2 separate regions of the Homo sapiens genome follow, and region 2 is linked to region 1. A link is an interaction called in ENCODE POLR2A ChIA-PET data of the cell type or tissue named here. Cell type or tissue: PC-9. All regions are shown on one strand. Links, peaks and the distances in the headings refer to the core of each region. The heading gives the core; the rest is flanking DNA.

Region 1 (6,266 bases), core at 730-5,729:
TTTATAGATTGGATAGCTTACTTTGGATTTAAATGATAGCAGCCAAAGATTCCATTGGTTTTTAAACTGGATTATTTTCTTTTCCTGTTTTGAAAAAATATAAACCAGTGAATTGAGAGCAATAGTTCTTATGGAAAGGTGTGTCAGCTTCAGATTACTCATTTGCTGTGCTTTATCCAGTGGGGTCCCACTTGTCCTCTTGGGGACACCCACGAAATCCTGTGTGACTGTAGTGACAGACAGTAGAAGACCTATAGAGAGGAGGGAAAAGGGAGTGAAAAAAAAAAAGGATTTGGTGTAGCTATTCCCCATATAAATATTAATGGAGAATTCTTTGGTCTTGAGCTGGAAAAATGGGTTTAATTTTTCTGTCATAATCCTCTTTGACTTGTGCCCTTGAGCAAGTCTCTCATCTCTCTTTATCTTGGTTTCATCAGCAGCAAAACAACACCAGCCAGGTCTACTAGGCTTCTTGTGAGATCAAATGGAAGGATCTATGTGAAAGGTCTTTGAAACATAAAAGCAAAGGGCACTGTGCAAACGTGAGGATTATTTGCAGTCAGTCTGTTCCATTTCTGTTGCCAGGCAAATCTTTGGATATTTGCCCCAACCACAACATCCTCATGACGGGCATGGTGCATGGTAGAAACCGGAAACAGGCCACTTTCACATTATTTTAAAATTTGTTATGAAATTTTGCCAAAACTTTATAAATACCAGCCAGGGCCATGGGGTGTTGTACCACATTCTTTCCACCTCATGAACCATTGTTTTTTGTTCTGAACTCGTAAGTTGAAATGCATTGAGTTGCAGTTGCTTAGCTGGGTCAGCTTGTGAAATGCCTGATATGTAATGCTTGATTCTAGCCAATTATCTTTAGTTCCTCTCTTTTATTAGTGTTAAATTTGAATTACAACGGGAAGGGTGGGAGTGGAGTGCGTACTATGCGCTAAACCTTTAAGGCAGTGAATTCATTTGTATTATTTTATTATGCCTCTTTATAGCCACCATTGGTTTCAGTCCTTTGTTGATTTTTAGAAGACTCCAAACTCATCTTTCCCTCTGTTTTGTTTTAAACCTGTTTCCTAAAAGCAAAAGATGAACTTTTCTGTTTCAAAGTGTGATAGAAAAAAAAAATAACAACTCACAACAATCTTAAACTTGTAGTTAACAAAATAAACTGCAGATAAAACCCCTGAAGGTCTTGGCAGCAAATGTTTCCCACTAAAATGGAACTCTGTGCACTCATAGTCTGAAACAAATTAGGAAGGAGGGGGAAAAATCAACAGCTCTGGGGTGAAACTGGGGTTGGTGCTGCCTCATCATTTTTAAACCAAAAATAAAACAAGCAAATTTTGTTTAACTGCAGGTCAAAATAAAAAAAAAATTAAAAAGTCCCTCATCTGTTCAGTGTAATTACTAACAGAGTGCAGTCTTACCAGCTGCAGGGTTCATGGATAAATGGAAAGAACCATAATTTTCTCTCCCTGGGGTTAAACCCCCAAACTTTAAGTCTGTTCCTCTACAGTATGCTTTTAATATACCATGAGAAGCCAAGTCAGAACATTTTTAGCGTATGTCTCTACTTTTTTTTAACCAGAATGAAATAATTATGTACACATAAGAGTTAAAGCTCTGCGGAAAAAAAAAAAATTCTTTCTCCAATGTCCTCAATTAGGACACTGTATCCCTTCCCTAATGATGACTGTATGGTCTCCAGGTTTTTGTCACCAAGAGATGGGCGGAATTGGCTGTACTTGAGATTTCTCAAATATTGCCAATTTCTTTTCAAATGTTCTTGTTTCATCACCACCAGAAAAAGTGTTTCCTTGTACATTTCACTTAATTTTAAGCCCGAGTGTATATTAAGAAAATTTGACCCATATGTTCCTGATTTATTTACACTTAACTCATTGAACTCTTCTTTTATTACTATTTTTAACATTTTTGGTGTCCAAAATACCCAGTGAATTTTTTTTTTTAAACCATCCTTAAGCCCTTATTTCATTTTATTTGCATAAAAATGTCTAATTTGAGCTGAAAGGAAATGGAATTTGAGCTTAAATTTCTCAATTTGGGTTTGAAATTGAATTCATCAGTTTCCTGTGGGGGTTTGCAACAGAAGCAGAAAAACTATGTTTTTTTCACCTCAAGGTAGGCTTTTCTTAATGGGTAATTTCACCTTGTTGATAGGATCTAATGGAGAAACATAGATTAACCACTGGGTGTAAGTATTCATTTCATAGCAATGTGAACGGTGGGCTGGAATTGTGGAATAGCTGAAGCTGTCAAAAACCCTTACAAGGATATCCAGGATCCAATTAACTTCCTCACTCTCTCTACATTTGACCCAGAAAGAAGGAGTATATATTCAGGAAGGGGACTAGCCTTCTAGAAGGTGGGTCAGAGGTGAGCCAAATATAAGTGACACTGAGAGACTCCGGAGAAATTCACAGAAGATTCACACCTGGGCATACTGTGTTCACCCCAACCCTGACCATGGAGCACGGGGAAACGTGCCTTTGGGGTTCTGACCAAGGTAACCCTCTTGACAGCAAGAAGAAAGGTATTTGTAACTCTCTGTATTTGGCATTGCCATTGCAACAAGTCCCAAAGGAAAAACACAACCATATTTTCCCTGTTCAATTTCTCTATTTGGGAAAGGTTTACAATCCAGACCTGAAATGTAGGTTGTAATTACATACAGCATAGATCTAGATTGCATCTTCATAGGCCAAGTAAAAGAATATTGAACAATAATCCCAATTTTGCCACATAGAGTAAGCAAAATCACTCAACAGCCTTGAGTTTTCCTTTGCCGCCTGTAAATTGCTTGTGATTATTTCTCCCCACAGCCTCATATTGTAACGCTGAGAACTAGACAAATTAAGGTTCAGATTATAGTTTTTTTCTTATCAAGAGCCTCGGTTTGGGAAATTCTTCCTCTGGAGGTAGGTAGATACATCTACTTTGACATGTTACCAAGATTAAATGAGTTAATCTATAGTTATTAATTCAATGTCTGGCACAAGTAAGGACTCAGTACACGTGACTACCATATTTATTCAATTCTAGTATTTTCTCACATTTTAACAATCTTGAAAGCAGACTGTGCCCTACCATAGAAGGTATCTTATAATCATGGCTTTCCAGGTGGCAGTTGTGGTCTAATTGCCTCAGCTTGCAGATGTGTAAACATCAAAATCTTCAGCCTCAAAACTAGCAGAATGATTGTTAATGACTTGGAAAAAAATGTCAGAAACTATAGTGAGCTCCCTTCTAATTATTAGAAACCAAATAGGTAGGGAGAGAGAGTAGGGTGAGATGACAAATCAAGCATGCTTAGCAACATTCCTGAAGTGGGAGTCAAGAGCAGGCTGCGTCTTCATTACTGCAGAGCTGGCCTGGGAGTCCAGCACTGGTGGTGCATAGTTATTTTCTTAAAAGAGTTCATCACCATCTCCCTTTATGGCATTGAGATAGGTATTCGGCAGGCCTGGTTTCACAATATACAGGTCACAAAGACTCTGCTGATAAAACAGGATGCAGTAAAGAAGTGGCCAAACCTGCCAAAACCAAGATGGTGATGACAGCCACCGCTGGTTGTTCTCTTTGCTCATTATGTGCTAATTATAATACATTAGGATATGAAAGGAAACTGGCACCAGTGTAATGACAGCTTACAAATGCCATGGCAACATCTGTAATGAGAGGTGAAGCCAGCTGGACTTCCTGGGTAGAGTGGGGACTTGGAGAACTTTTCTGTCTTACAAGAGGATTGTAAAACGCACCAGTCAGCGCTCTGTAAAATGGACCAATCAGCAGGACATGGGCGGGGACAAAGCCAGGGAATAAAAGAAGCTGGCCACTCCCCCCTCCCCACAGCCAGCAGCGCAACCTGCCCGGGTCTACTTCCACACCGTAGAAGTTTTGTTCTTTTGCTCTTCACAACAAATCTTAACTGCTGCTCACTCTTTGGGTCCACACCACCTTTAAGAGCTGTAACACTCACTGCAAGGGTCTGTGGCTTCATTCTTGAAGTCAGCGAGACCACGAACCCACTGGAAGGAGCCAACTCCGGACACAGTAAGTTACCCTATATGGTCTGAAAGGGAGAGGAACTCTCAGTTCCCAGAATTCCCAGCTCCGTTCCTGGAAAACTTACAAATAATTCACCCTTTGTTTAGCATACGATCAAGAAATAACCATAAAAATAGCCAGCAGCCCTTGGGGCTGTCTGCTATGGAGTGGCCACCCTTGTATTCCTTTAATCTATTAAACTTGTCTTCACTTTACTCTGTGGGCTCCTGCTTGAATTTCTTCCCGTGCAAAGCCAAGAACCCGTGTGGCTTCCTGGGCTGAACCCCAGTTTTGGCATTTGCCCTGTGACGGCATAGAGTGCAATACTGGAAGTGAAGACTCCGACACTGACATCAATGATTTGGAGTAAATAAGTGATTCAGTACAGTCATGCTCTGAATGTAAAAAAGTATTAGGAATTTCTTAAGTCATTTATTTTGCATATATAGGCAAGCACACACACACACATATACATACACAAGAATGATAGATGACAGAAATACTCGGGTCTTATAAGAGCCTTCTCAAGTATAACATAAGCATTCTAAGTGGTAAGAAAGTGTATTTCCATAGTTTCATTGGCAGTGGTTTTTCCTTTTTTCTTTTCTTGCCTAATAATACATACACTAAGGGTTTGATTTACGGTGGATGGGATCTTAGATTTAATAAAATGTGGAATTTGATTGGTGAGGATCAAGTGCTATATTGAATGAAGTAACTAGAATAACAGTGGGCACATTGTGGATATTTACTGAATATTTGCTAAACGTAGGGAACATAGTGTAATGGACACTGCACCATCTGACTTCTACCTGCCATTCCAAACCTATTTCCTGTCATGGTTTACAATCCTTTCCATGCTCCATCCCCACGCAGGGTCTTTGCACAGGGTTTCATCTATGTCTGTTCTGTATCTGCCTTGTTCTTCCCTCTTCTGTGTGGCCTCCCATAGTAGTTGTTCCTGTTGCTCAGTGATGTTCCTGGTTCTCTTCCTCTGCCCAACCATACAAAAGGATTTTACTGAAAGTCACCCATGGCTGTGCGATTTGCTTTGGCCAAAGAAATGCAAGGGGAGCCCATGTGTTCTACTGGAAGGTGAAAGTACAGAAGAGCCAATATTCTCTTCTCTCCTCTCTACCCCACTGCTGTAGCAAATTCAGAAGCACTGTGTTGAGGCAGTGTTTTTAAGATAGAAGGAAGTGTCATGGAATGCCAAGCTGCCAGGGTTCACATCATATAGATATTTGCAAAGATGTGGTCTAAAAAGCATTTGCAATCACCAAAACAGCATGTCTAAGGAATGAAGCAAAGTCAGAAAGAATTGAGGGCCAGAATAAGGAACATGATGTTTTATCTGTGGCTTAATAAATTCACCTTGCAACCTTTGCTTATTCTGTGGATGATGTATACTTCTAGGCTTTTCAGTTCAATTAAATTACAATTTTCCTGTACAAAGAAAAGCTGATGTAAAGCCCCCATTTGTAGCACCTCAGATAGCTGTAGCCTGTAAAATTGTTGACAGAAAGGCTTGGAAATGAAAATAAAAACATCATCAACAACAACAGAAACCTTCCTGAATTCTCCTCCTACTTGTTCAGCCCCTGTGCTTTTGCACTCGGATGAACCTTTGCCATGAATAGCCTTACTGTGTCCTTTTAACAATAATATCTTAAACTTTTATAGTGCCTTATAGCTAAGCATCTCTAGACATTTTACAATCACATTAAAACGAAAGCTGGTCCTTTTCTCAGAATTGCCACAGGGGCCACACTAAAAGCCAGCAGTTTGCTACTTTATTCTGAAAAGGAGGGGAGGCTAGTGGGCTGATAGAATAGAGGATGACCCCTGTCTCTCAGCATCCCTGGCTGGAACAGCCTTCGCTGCATGATGGTAGAAGGCAGGAGAGTGAATGAGAATTCACAGCCAAGGAAGACTTGTGATCCACAAATACGTGCAAAACACAGGGACGATGTAAAACCACAGCTCTCGATTCTCATAACCCACATCCCTCAGCCTAAGCTTTCACACACACACACACACCCCCCACACATACCCTGGGTGGAATTCTGAATTATTTGTAATTACAATCAAAGATTTACTTGATAGAAAATGAATTTTCTTATTTGAGCAATCTCAAATCTTGTGTTGGGAGATGTGTGAAAATATTTCTGCCTTGAAAATCTATT
Region 2 (5,625 bases), core at 626-5,625, 470 kb before region 1:
GTGCAAAAGCAGCAAGTTCTGCCCAAGTCCAGCGGGGTTCGCATTCCGCCCTCCCCACCGCGCCCCAGCTCCGCTCGGGCCCGCGCAAACCCCGGCGCAGCCCCTGCATTAATGAGCGCGAGAACTGACCGAGGTCTGTAAAGACCGTCCTCTTCCCATCCCCCTATACCATTCAAACATTTAAGATCATTTGCGGATACAGACTTTTTATTTTTCTAATTTGGTTCTTGGAAGGAGAGGGGACAGGAAATCAACTCTCCTGAATATGGGAGGGGGAGGGGAGAAGGTACAGCGTTACCAATATTTTCCTTACGAATTCTGTTGCTTTAATTAAAGAACCGAGGACCGGACTCACTTGCCAGCAAGAGTTTAAAAAAGGGTTTTCTGCCTGCAGACGGAATGGCCTTTAGCGCCCCCCGCCCTCCTTTTTTTCTTTTTGGTAACCAATGTGTTTTCTATTACCCGGCCCTGCCGAGCCTGGCAGCCCGGCGCTCGCGGTGCAGTGGGAGACGCCATGTTGGCTCAGCTCATAGGACCAAGTCAAAAGCGAGATTCGAGGCAGAGTTTCACACGCTCGAGCTCCCCCTGACCGCCCCCCGCCCCCGCCCTCGCCCCCCCCGCCTGTCGCCGCTTAATGCACATCCCAGGAGTGCAGCTCCGCGCGCCCGGCACCCCGGACTTTCCCGGGGCGCTGGCGGAATTCTGCCGCACGTAAGTGGGGGCGGGGGCTGGGGGGCAGGCACTTTCCCGTAGCAGCTGCCAACTCCAGGCCCCCGTCCCTGCAGCCGGCTAGAGGCTAAGCCTCGGACGTCGCCCGCTAACTTTGAGCCCCAGCTCCTCGCGGCCCAGGGAGAGCTAATGGTGAAAGGCCGAGGCAGGGCGACCGCGAGCCGAGCGAGCAGGCTGGAATCCCCCCCGGGCTCAATCTTCCCCCAGGTTTGTTTGAAAGTGGCGAGAAGCAGCGAGCGCCCCTCTCTCTCCTTGCACTATTGTTGCATTTCGCGTCTAACTGGGTTCTCTCACACCCCCGAGCGCCACGAGGAGGAGGGGGAGCGGGGTTGGGAAAAGAAATAAAGCGAGCTCAGATCAGATGAAAAAAAAAAAAAAAAAAAAACCCAGCAAGGAAAAAGAGACACTTAAAGGGAAAGAGTCGCCATGTTTAGCAGCTTTTTTAAAGATCTCGTCAATTTCACACAGAACGCGCTCGCTGGGTCCCAGCCCTCGTCTTTTGTCCAATTCAGTCGCAGCAAAGATCTTTTGTTCTAACTCAGCGTGAAAAGAAAAACTTTCTTTAAATGCAATAAACTTAAACCGAACTCAAGACTCTAAACAGATCCTCCTCCGGCCACTCTAAACATATACAAGGGGGTTTGTTTTAACCGGTTGAAAAATTTTGGGTCCTGTTTTTCTGCCTCGCAGACCCCAAGCTCATTGCTTAAACTTAAGAGTGCGAGAGAGATTTCCAACGTCTAGAACACATGCTTAAAGCATAATAAAACAGGGATTGTCTTTTGCTTTGAAAATCATAAATTATAATTTAATGCCAATAATAATTTACAACAAATGGCTGTTTACAATAAACTAACACAAAACAAACAAGGAAAAGGGCCTGTGTTTTACTTATTAGAGAAACTTCACACACTCACATGGATAGCACTTGCAAGAGGAAGAAAATCAACAACAACCGACAAAACCTCGAACTAAAGGTCAGCAATACTGTGCCGTAAGAACATACTTGTATTTATATATGTATATATCTACAGAAATAAGTGAGAGTCAGATGGAGAACTCTGCACAAATCAGATTTTACTGGTCTGCATGTATTGACTGGATCTGAATATTAACGTTTAATACACTTTACAAAATTATCCCTGTTCTTTCACCTCCCTCACTAGTCCTCCCCCCCCCCCACCAATTAGAATTAAACCACAACATGATGAAGTACTGGCGGTGGGGGGGTGGGTTGGAAACCTTGAATAAGAACAAAATTGCAAGCTCCCAGCACCGAGCTTCCTCCAAACCAGGAAAAGAGAAAGAGGAAAAATGAAAAAAAGACTCCAAAAGAAATAGTTACTACTTCCAAATCAGCACACCCTGTAAAGTTTCCCTCCTTCCTTCTTTCTTTTTCTCTGTCCTGCTTTCTCTTCCTTAATTTGGCTTCTAAGGACAAAGGATCCCAAGAGCAGTACAGATTGTAGCCACACAATCTGAAATGTCAAAATGTCGATGTGTTTTTATGTACATAACTCCAATGGAAAAGATTCCCTTGACCCTGTGGTCATGCTCTCACAGACTGAAGGTAAAGGGGGGGAGGGGAGAGGGAAACCAACTGCAAGTTATCATATATACATTAAAAGTAGACCTTTCAGTCTTAGAACCTGTATCACTGAATTTGAAACTCTCTCAACAACCACGCTAGAGTAGAATCACAGAATATTTTAAAAAATCGTACCTACTTAAGGAAAAACTCACTGCAAACAACTGTCCTCTAGTTACAATGCTGTGATTAGCTTGCTTGAACGATCTTCTGAGTAACTGTCAGAAATGTACAAAAGAGTATTTTTTTCTGATCATAAAATAGATACTGATCTCAAGATTTCTAATACTTTTTCACAATACCTTCCCTAAGCAGGCACTTAAGTGTGACAAATATAAGGGCCTTTTTTTTTTTCCTGGAAAATCCATTTTTAATTAAAAGGAGGATTAGGTGAATGGGGGTGGTTTACTATATCAGTATGGCACTTCCTAAACCATAGATAAACCATTAACTTCAGCTCCCCCCCCAACACACACACACCCAAATTAAACAGGCAAATACAGTAGTCCACCTTTGAACAAACTGACTGAGGGGAGTAAACAAATGCCCCCCCCCACCACCCCCCGCCCGGCCAGCTAAGCGAGAGCTCACAGGGGCTCTTCTAGATGTAAAGACAGTGAGTGGGGACAGCCAGGTTTCAGATATCAAATAATATTTTAATTTCTGAATACTTTCAATTTTCCTTGGAATATAACACACAAAGACTCGACCAAACAGTTCAGTTATTATAACTTTTACAGTATACAGAAATGTTGCACTTAAAAAAAAAACCTTCAGTTTTTTTAAAACACAAACTGTAAACTCTAAGATACTGAATCAATCACGTTACCTATAAGTGCCAACAGTGTTATTTTTGTCATGCTGATTTCAATGGTATTTTTTAAAAAGGGAAAATATCAACAATTATAATACAAAGGGTTTGCAAATATACAAACAGATATAGGATTTTCATAACAATTCAAGAACTAAGCGGGACCCAATTCAAATTACAAAAGTTCACTTTTTATTCAAAACCTCAGCATGTGTCTTGGACACATTCCTTGGCTGCCAATAAATTCCACAGTTCATTCTCTTTCTTAAAATATTTTTTAAAAGCTAGGTTTGTCATGGTTTCTTTTGGGGAGGGGCAGGGTAGGGGAAGTTAAGTGTTATATGTGGTTCCTCCAGTTCTCTAATTAGAGTGCTCGACTTCACCTAAAAATTTTGGTCACCACTTGTAAGTGCGTTTCCATCATCTTTGAGTTGCCTTTTAAAGTTTTATGTCTTCCTATGGTATTTTCATGGACTCAGTTTTAATTCTTGCAGAACATATATTTTAATGATACACAGTTTTTAAGAAGCCAAGATTATATCAAAACTTATTATAGAACCACAGAATAAACTGGTTTGGAACCAGAAAAGTACAAAAAAGAACAGCTAGAGGTACATAGACACAGGACAATTAATAATTTGGAAAAAAAAAAGACTTACTTTCTCCATTCTGCTAATTGTCTCCCAATCTCCTTAAATGCACTTTTAGCAATATTTTTCAAAAATTTACCAAAAAAAGAAAAAGACTAATTTCCTTTTTATACAAAAATGATAAGTAGCAAGTTGTTCTGACCGACACAGGAGTTTTTTTTTTTTTTTAATGCATTCTGTAAAAGTTCATTTGACAGTCTTTTTTTTTTTTTTTGAAATTCACAGTCCATTAAATTCTTCCCCTCTCTTCTTTTAGCAAACTTGTAACATCCTTTTATATCCTTTCTTAACAGAAGGAAATTAAGCAAACAAACCAGTCTTTTGCCTTTTCTTTCTCTGTTTCACTCCCCCTTCTTATTTTATTTATTTATTGAATTGCCATATACGGCCAGTTAAAACTGCTGCCGGACAGTAACATATCCCGGATGAGGGTTTCGATGGGGGTTTTACCTACCAAACGGACGAAAAACAATTGCTCTATGACTGAGGAGGAGACGGTGCGGAGGGAAGGGAGGCGAAGCAAAAGCTTTCCGAATCTCGTCGGCTGGTTGGGGTACTGGCTCCTAACGTATTCTTCCAAAGCACACTGAGACTTTTCCTGCAAGCTTTCCACATGGGCTACATCAGAGAGACCACAGGCATCTGGAAGAAAGTTTAAAAACAGAAGAAGAAGAAGAAGAAAAAGAAGAAGAAGAAGAAGAAGAAGAATTCAGTCATCAGATTAAGAGGTTTGAATTGGGTCACATGAGGTGTGTGCACAGAGCTCTGTCAAACTGCCCCAACCGGAGTTGGAGCAAATGTCTATGTACTGAAAACTTAAGGGGGGGAGGCGGGGTGGGGGAAGAAAGAGCAAGAGATGGTCCTGAGGAAGTGTTTGCTTTAAAATAAAACATAGCTCAGTGTGCTACAGGCTTTCACTGCCCGAGTCCTTAGCCTGGGTCATTGAGAGGCCCAAGCAAAAGTGCATTGGGTCTGTCTGGCCCAAGTCAGTAAACAGAAGAAACCAAAACTACCAGCACTCTCTCCCCTCCTCCTCTGTAAATAATAGTTTGGCTTATAATTATATAGGGGTTGGGGGTTGGGGGTGGACAACCTGGCCCAGTCCCGAGTAATGGCGTCCACGATCCAGCCTCAGATTCCCCCCAAAGAGGGCGACTCATTTTTCTCCAGTCTTTGAAACTGATTTAAGTGGCCCTTTAAAACTGATCTTGTCAGTTTAGCCTATTGAAGGGCAGCCATGCAAACCGTGATCTCTCTGTTCATTTGAGCTGTTTCTTTTCCCCCTTTTTCTTCTCTCTCCCTTTTTCTCCTACCCCCCTTTATTTTTTAAAACCCAGGTCCCTCCGAGAAGCATCCCCCCTCCCTGTTATCTTCAGGAAAACACTTTTCTTTTTTGATACGTGAAAATACAGTAAGTGCCTTTGAAATGAGAAGCTTCTTGGTAAAGGCGGTTCAGGTTGTGACCTGACCTTTCAGGGCTCCCCATACAAGACTGGGGTTAACATATGCATATTGTGAGTCATTAAAACAGATATTCGAAAATCTCCACCACCACCTCCACCCCAAGAACCAGAACACACATGCAACCTCCTCATATGTATATCTAGGACTCTGCATGTCTACAGAATGTAGAGGTGTCTGTGGACAGGAACTAAAAGATCTGTTTGCACAGGACTCCTTCCCTCGGCATCCTCGGAACTGTGTGTCTCCCTCTGAATCAGATAACAGGAACCTTTATCTCTTTGTGAGGCGATTTGCATTCTCCACACAGGCCTCCACATTTTGCAAATAGTCATAAATTAAACTGTTAACGACAGTATCAGGCATTTTTTTTTCCTTGAAAGACC

Evidence for each region. Peaks named below come from ENCODE experiments on the same cell type or tissue, not always from the same donor. Only the 100,000 strongest peaks of a DNase experiment are listed, where the experiment ranks them.
Region 2: POLR2A ChIA-PET joins it to region 1 with 14 read pairs; 3 of 35 experiments call an interaction of 5 or more read pairs at or near these places.

What each region holds. Positions count from the first base shown.
Region 1 is chr15:95,869,809-95,876,074 of GRCh38, reverse strand. No RefSeq gene overlaps it. Among named protein-coding and RNA genes, the nearest start is that of LINC00924, 440 kb to the right of the region's middle. In PC-9, for the core only: no CTCF peak of the experiment used is centred there; a DNase peak (open chromatin) is centred at 3,404; H3K27ac peaks cover 2,520 bases.
Region 2 is chr15:96,336,143-96,341,767 of GRCh38, reverse strand. NR2F2 (nuclear receptor subfamily 2 group F member 2) reads right to left here. Exons shown (of 3, transcript NM_021005.4): 3 at 1,510-4,420. The coding sequence ends at 4,146. Among named protein-coding and RNA genes, the nearest start is that of SCDAL, 3.9 kb to the left of the region's middle. RefSeq lists enhancers at 1-408, 409-928 and a silencer at 674-968. In PC-9, for the core only: no CTCF peak of the experiment used is centred there; no DNase peak of the experiment used is centred there; H3K4me3 peaks cover 2,379 bases; H3K27ac peaks cover 662 bases.